2 separate regions of the Mus musculus genome follow, and region 1 is linked to region 2. The links are chromatin contacts, found by POLR2A ChIA-PET in ENCODE. All regions are on one chromosome and are shown on one strand. The core of a region is the stretch at or near the end of the contact, and the rest is flanking DNA. Distances in the headings are between cores, read along the strand shown.

Region 1 (3,585 bases), core at 70-2,569, 53 kb after region 2:
CTACTTTTTAATTGCGTACAGCTAAAGAACATCAAGATTTTGAAAATTAAATGCAACCCAAGGAACAGTTAAAAAAAAAAGGGGGGGGGTTCTTTCTTTTTTTTTTTTTTTTTTTTTTTTTTTTTTTTTTTTTGAGACAGGGTTTCTCTGTGTAGTCCTGGCTGTCCTAGAACTTGCTCTGTAGACCAGGCTGGCCTCCAACTCAGAGATCTGCCTCTGCCTCTGTCTCCCACGTGCCAAAATCAAAGTTGTGTGCCACCTCATCCAACTGCAAAAACTGTTTTCCACAGTGGACCTAAATGAAGACTGGGGAGTTATCTATTATGGCTCTGCTAGGAGGTGAGAGTTGAAAAAGGGACAATAGAGATCTGAATAAAAACTGTCACAGAGTCACAAAAACTACACCATGAGGTTCTAATAAATAGCACAAAAATAGACACAGTGGAGTAAGGAGATGGCTCAGTTGGTAAGAACGCTTGCTCTGCAAGCAGGAGGTCCTGCGTTCAAATCCCCAGCACCCACATAAAAAGCTGGGCATAGCTGTGTATGTATCCCTGAAACACCAGCACTGGGTTACAGAGACAAGTGGATCCCAGGAGTTGACTGGCTAGCTAGTTTAGCAGAAAAGGCAAGCTGCCATGTTATTGAGAGTCCCTGTTTCCTTTTATTTTCATTTCGTTTATTTTCTTTCTTCCTTCCTTTCTTTTTCCCTTGGTTTTTTCAAGACAGAGTTTTTCTGTGTAGCTCTGACCGTTCTAGAACTCACTCTGTAGACCAGGCTGGCCTCGAATTCATAGAGATCCACCTACCTCTGGCTCCCCAATGCTGGGATTAAAGACATACACTGCCACTGCCCAGGGAAAGTCCCTGTTTCTTGAGCTGGGTGTGGCACAGGTCTTTAATCACAACACTTGGGATGCAGAAGCAGGTGGATCTCTGTGAATTTGTGGCCAGCCTGGTCTACAGAGTAAGTTCCGGCACTGCCAAAACGACACAAAGAAGCCTTGCCTCTAACAACAACGACGACATACTGTGGCAGAAGACTGCAGTGGCGGCCCTGGGATGAAGCAGTTTCAGGGATGCCCTCCTAGATGTTGCTGCTGCAGAAGACCATGGCTCACAGGGCGGCAGAGGACTGTGCCTCTCAGGTCTCAGGTGCTACAGACACCGGCAGGGCTCCTTAGACTGGACTGCTGGTTGCCACCCCTAGGATTGCCGCTGCCGCCGCCGCCGCCGCCGCCGCCGCCGCCGCCGCCGCCATCTGAGAAGCCCTTGGTCAAGCACAAAGCACCTGATTCTGGAGACTTGCCAGTGTTGGTGTTGCCTGCCTGAGACCACTCTTAGAACCACTGCTGCTCGGGAAAGATGCCAGACGGCTAGGGTGCAAACCTGGGTTTAGCTTCGCCTCTGTTACTAGCCGGTGCTATGACTCTATCGAGCAGGAATGCATTCAGCTGCAGTCAACAGAATGCCCAATTAACAGCAACTTAAGCAAACAGCACACTGTGGCTGTTTTTCTTACTTGCTAAATCCCGAGACAAGGCAGACCAAGGCTGGGGCCCCTCTTAGGAAGTCGGCAAGAACATTGCGATCTGCTAAAGTTCGGATCTTGAATATCCCCCCAAAGGCCCATAGGTTAAAAAGCTTGGTCCCCAGTGTGGCCCTGTTGGGAAATAAAAAAGTTATTCAGACAAGAGCCAGCAAATCTGGGAGATGCCTCAGTGGTCTGAGCAACTATCCTGAGCTTGGTGAGTTGAGTCCGGTCACTGGAACTCACAGGGGAAGGAGAGAATTGACTCCTGAAAGTTGTCCACTAACTTCCTTCCATGGCACAAGCCCACCTGCACTATAACACGCACTCATGCACATAGGCACCTGCGTGCGCGCACGCACACACACACACACACACACACACACACACACACACACACTAACAGCACGTTAAAGTAAAAGGAGGTAGGGATTGAGCCAGACTTGGTGATGTAGCCCTGACATTGCATTGCAGAGGTGAAGGCACGGGGATAAGTTCAAAGCTATTCTCAGCTATGTGGCAAGTTTGAGGGACAGCCTCTGCTATGTGAGATCCTGTCTGCGCCCCCCTCCCCAAACCCAAACAATAAAGGGGAGGGGATGAGCTCATTGTTTAGTAGATTGTTTGCCCTGGGTTTAATCCCTAGCACCAAATAAAAACTGTGTGTGGTACCCAGGGTTGAGGTAGTGGAAGTGGGAGGTCAGAAAGTCATTGTTATCCTCAACTACACAGCAAAATCCAGGCCAGCCTGGGGATACATGAGACCTAGTTTTTCAAAATAAGAGTCAGGGACTGGCAAGAGTTCCCAAACTTATGGAGGTGCATCCTTAAAGGGGACTGTGGGAACCTGGCCCTCCCCTCTTTGTTCCTTTGCCATATGGTAAATGGGTTTGTTCTACCACCATGAGATCCTGCCTCATGATATAGGTAGATAGATAGATAGATAGATAGATAGATATACTTTGCTTTGTTGAAAAAAAAATCTCCTTCTCTGAGGTCCATACTACATACTCTGCCACTTTCTGTTCCAGAACTTTCCAGTGATCGACTTCATATTTGTTTGTTTATTTTTCAAGGCAATCAACTTGAAGGGGCCTGAGTGAAATGCCAGAACCTTCTGGCAACAAGGGTTCCTGGGGAAGTGGGGTGTGTGCCTTATGTGTACTGGCCAGAACATTTCAGAGTGTATGCAATGAAGGAGGAGAGGTGAGATTCCTGTTCTCAGTACAGGCAGCCATGCGGCAGAGCTTTACGTGAGTGAGTGGGTGAAAGGACTCGCCCTTCAGACCAGAAGATAAAACAAGACAAGATTAGTACAATGAGGAGCGGTGAGCCTGCAGGGACAGAAGGACCTCCTGCCTAATGCCTTACATCCACACTCACCAGACTCCTCCCTCCACACACCTTCAGCCTGGTGACTCACTCATGCCTAGGGTAGCTCTCCTCAGAATGGCCTTTCGTGACCTTTCCACCTCCTGAGCCCCTCACTTCTCTGCTCACACTGTTGCAGATTCCCACGACTGGCCCCAGTGCTGCTCTGTAACTTTAAACTTTTAAATGTTATTTTACTTGTGTATCTAATATTTTTTAGGTTCTTGTTTATTTTATGTGTATGAGCGTCTCACTGTACGTATGAGTATATACCACCTGCATGCCTAGTGCCTTCGGAGGCCGGAAGACAGTGGGTGTCAGATCCTCTGGAATTAGGGTTACTGATGACCGAGAGCTACCCAGAGGTCATAGGACAACTTTTGAAGTCAGGTTCTCTCCTTCCAAGGTAGGTTCCAGGGATCGAACTCAAGCTATCAGGTTTACAACAAGTGTTGGGTTTTTTTTTTCCTTTATTAGATATTTTCTTTATTTACATTTTGAATTTTATCCCCTGTCCTAATTTTCCCTCCCCAAACCCCCCATCCCATCCCCCCTTCCCACTGTTTGCAAACACACCCACTCCTGCTTCCTTGTCCTGGCATTCCCCTACATTGGGACCCTTCACAAGACCAAGGGCCTCTCCTCTCATTGATATCCCACAAAGCCATCCTTTGCTGCATATG
Region 2 (3,795 bases), core at 541-3,040:
TTAACCTCTGCCCACTCCCTCTGTCCCCCTCCCCAGAAGCAGATGAAGATCCTCACAGATATTGTGTGGCCAGTTATCGCAAAGCTGGCCCGGGAGGAGATGGATGTGGCTGTGGCTAAGGGTGAGTGGGAGGGATGACGGGAGCAGCCAAAGTGGGACAGTTAAGCCGCAACACCCTCTGGGATCTTCCTTGGCCCCAGGCAGACCATTCACCACCTAGGACAGCATTTGGTGCGCTGACAGGCAGCAAGCGCAAGGTGCTGCTGGCAGTGACTAGTATCTCCTCACAGGAAAAACTCTGTGTGTAATCGATGCTGCTATGCTGCTTGAAGCTGGCTGGCAGAGTATGGTACACGAGGTGTGGACCGTCGTCATCCCTGAGACTGAGGTATCTGGACCCCACTGCACCCCATCTGAGCCCACTGCAGACGGTCTCCTGCTCTGATCCAGTAGACTGGGCTAGGACCCTTCCTGACCCGTGTGTCATCCATTGCCCAGGCTGTTCGACGCATTGTTGAGAGGGATGGACTAAGTGAGGCAGCCGCTCAGAGCCGGCTGCAGAGCCAGATGAGCGGCCAGCAGCTGGTAGAGCAGAGCAACGTGGTTCTGAGCACCTTGTGGGAGTCACATGTCACACAGAGCCAGGTTGGTGCAAAGGGAAAGACTAGGTTAGGTTGTGGGGAGGGAAGGTTCAATGGTTAGCTTTTCTGACCTTGCCTTTTCTTGTATCATTCTGGCCTGGCCAAAGGTGGAAAAGGCGTGGAATCTTCTACAGAAGCGCCTCCCTAAGGCTTACCAGACCAGGAACTGACAGTGGATTTTCTATGGCGCCAAACTGGCCCTTGAAACTAACAAATCTAATGGTGAGGAGAAATGGGGGCCTTGATGTTTACCCTCTATCTGGCCTCAGGGGCTTTAAGCTAAGCTGTGCAGGACACAGAGAAGCTTGGAAGTCCGCCTAGCATGCTGGAATTTGTCCAGCAATGAGGACACAGCTAATGGGGAGCGATCCGCTCTGAGGTTCTGTCCGCTTTTTGGTGGTGGATGTGATGTCTACCTAGTGTTGATGGGTTTGGTGAAGTCTGGACCCAGTAACTGAATTAAAGATGTTTCCAAGTGCTGCTTGTGTGGTTTTCTGTTTCCTCTCCAGTGACTCTAGATACCTTTGGAACGTTAGACTCCAAATTCAGGGGCAAGGTCTGAGCTGGAAGTCAAGGAGTGCTGTAAAGTGTAACCTATCAGTGACTAGTTATGTGCTTTTGAGTATGTTATAGACTTTACTGTAAGCTTAACTTAAAAGGCATTTTTATAAGACTTAGCGTCCTGCACCTGCTGAGTGTTGGGAGACCGATGCTGGAGGTGGCTTTGTGCCCCCTTAGATCAGATCATGTGATGTAGGAGAAATTCTTGACCCAGCAGCAATTGCCAGGCGGACCAGCTGTGCGCGTGCGTACAAGGTGTCACACTGTTCAGACAGATGCTAGTACTCTCACTCGGGTTCTACCACTAAACTAATTACACTTCTAGCCCCTCTGACAATCTTTTTGGAGGTGCTCCATTGCACAGAAAATCGCCACCATTGAAGATTCTCATTCGGAGGCCAGTGGGGACCCTTAGGGGCTGACATTGCCTACATTAAAGCGAATTGGCCAGATTTAGCCTCCTCCAACATTCAGTTAAAAACTGGAGCGGCGCAAGCGCAGCGCTATCACACCGCTCACGACTACAATTGCGGATTGGTGGGTTGGATCACGTGACTGAGCCTCGCCTCTTCCTGGAGGTTGGGGGCCAGTCCGCTGGCTTGTTTCCGGTTCGGTAGGTTCACGATGACGGAGCCGGGCGCCTCTCCGGAGGACCCTTGGGTCAAGGCAAGCTTCGCGGACGCGCACGCCGGCGAGGGGAGGGCGGGTCGGGCTCGTGCACGTAGGGGGTCCGGAAGACGCGGGGCTCCCCAACTATCCCCAGAGTCTCCCCTGCTGTCCGGGGCCCGGGGCTGCAGAGAAGACAGCTCTCACCCGGCCTGTGCCAAGGTGGGGAGACAAACGGGCGTGTGTGCGGGAACGAGGGGGTCATAGCTGGGAGATGGGGCGGGGACGGTAGGAGCATACAGAGGGGGCGACGCCCCCCTAGGCCCAGCCAAGGCTTGGCTTAACCATTCAGTGGTCCCTGCACCTGTGGTATGAGCTTTCGCGGATTGCGCGTGCCTTCCTAGAGGCAGAGGTTTGACAGGCTTCTCCCTTGCTTGGTGCTGCAGGTCGAGTATGCCTACAGTGACAACAGCCTGGATCCTGGTGAGTGCCTTCTCCATTGTCTGCGGGTCAGGAATGACTCCTGGTTCGGCTCTGTAGATTCTTATGGTCTTGCCAGCCACACCTGAGCACAGTCCACTGTCACTGCGCCAAGGACTTGGCTTGAGAAGTGAGGGTGGAGCTGGAGAATAGGCAGGAAGCAACCATGGTCACACCTGGTTCCTCTGCATTAGAATGGGAAATGATGGAAACAGTGACAGCTGGTCATAGTCACTGCATCCAGATGCTCCTGTGTGAGCCAGAAATAAGTCCTCTGGGCAGTGTAGACCCTGGGACAGGAGCATTTCAGCATGAAATGGAAGGCCTGTGGTGACTGGCTTTGGAGTTGATGGCGAGAGGTCAGCATTTGAAGCCATTGTGCCCATAGGTGACTGAAGGCATGGCAGTGTTCCCCAATCCTTAGTGACTTGAGGCCTCTTTTTTCCAGGGCTTTTTGTAGAAAGCACCCACAAGGGGAGTGTAGTGTCCAGAGCTAATAGCATCGGCTCCACCAGTGCCTCTTCTGTCCCCAACACAGGTAGGCAGCAACATAGCCCGTCGCACACCTGGGGAGACTTAGCTCTTCCATCATTTTAGTATCTTTCCTAGATAGGGAGCTCCGCTCTCCATATGGGGGTGGCAGGAACAGTGCCAAGCCCGAGGCTCACTGTCTTTCACCTCATCAGAGATTAACTAGGTTCTTTCTATTCAACATCTCTGGGCACCAGGTCCTTCCAACTGGGGAAGGGTGGGCGAATTGGATTTAGTGTACTGTAAAGTGATCTCTCCTTCCTCCATCTCTGAGTTTAGATGATGAGGACAGTGATTATCAGCAGGAGTCCTACAAGGAGTCCTACAAAGACCGGAGGCGGCGTGCGCACACTCAGGCTGAACAGAAGAGAAGGGATGCTATTAAGGTGACTGGAAGCCTGTACCCAGGGCAGCAGGGAAGGACCCTGCCCTGACCCTTCAGCCCCAGATGTCTGCAGGGGTGGGGTGGGGTGGGGATGCTGGGCTGGTTCTATGCCTGCACCTCTTCCTTCCAGCCCTCTGTGCTTTGAGTCTGAGCATGGAACTGGTATCAAAAGTGTGCGCTAGCCTTTGCTGTTCCTGAGCTAAGGAACCCATTTCCCTGCTATTTCCAGAGAGGCTATGATGACCTTCAGACCATTGTCCCTACCTGCCAGCAGCAGGATTTCTCCATTGGCTCCCAAAAACTCAGCAAAGCCATCGTTCTACAGAAGAGTATGTCCAGGCAAGGGGTGGGGCAGGGGGGGTAGTAGTGTCTGTGAAGTGGCTAGGACCTGGTCGCACCCAGGTGTGGTCGCCTTAATGGAAAAGTTGGTTTATAGGGGAAGGGCAAACAAAATAAGCCCTCTTCCTGGTTCAGACTTCCTCAGTGCTCAACCCTTCTCTTGGCTCCTACTCCAGCCATTGACTACATCCAGTTTTTACACAAGGAGAAGAAAAAGCAGGAGGAAGAAGTATCCACACTGCGCAAGGACGT

Evidence for each region. ChIA-PET counts read pairs that join two places held with the same protein, here RNA polymerase II (POLR2A).
Region 1: POLR2A ChIA-PET joins it to region 2 with 24 read pairs in Patski. The contact joins the enhancer-like site here to the promoter of Mlx in region 2. POLR2A ChIA-PET finds 5 or more read pairs at or near these places in 2 of 5 experiments (Patski and embryonic stem cell).

The regions. Positions count from the first base shown.
Region 1 is chr11:101,139,240-101,142,824 of GRCm38, forward strand. No RefSeq gene overlaps it. Among named protein-coding and RNA genes, the nearest start is that of Tubg2, 15 kb to the right of the region's middle. Within about 2 kb of position 1,320, at least 2 of the 3 ENCODE cell types and tissues checked have a DNase peak (open chromatin) inside an H3K27ac peak, as active enhancers do.
Region 2 is chr11:101,085,500-101,089,294 of GRCm38, forward strand. Mlx (MAX-like protein X) reads left to right here and starts at 1,791. Exons shown (of 8, transcript NM_001159385.1): 1 at 1,791-1,868; 2 at 2,255-2,291; 3 at 2,737-2,826; 4 at 3,099-3,205; 5 at 3,434-3,533; 6 at 3,720-3,795. The coding sequence starts at 1,827. Coasy (Coenzyme A synthase) reads left to right here. Exons shown (of 10, transcript NM_001305982.1): 7 at 37-121; 8 at 291-388; 9 at 499-645; 10 at 749-1,120. The coding sequence ends at 811.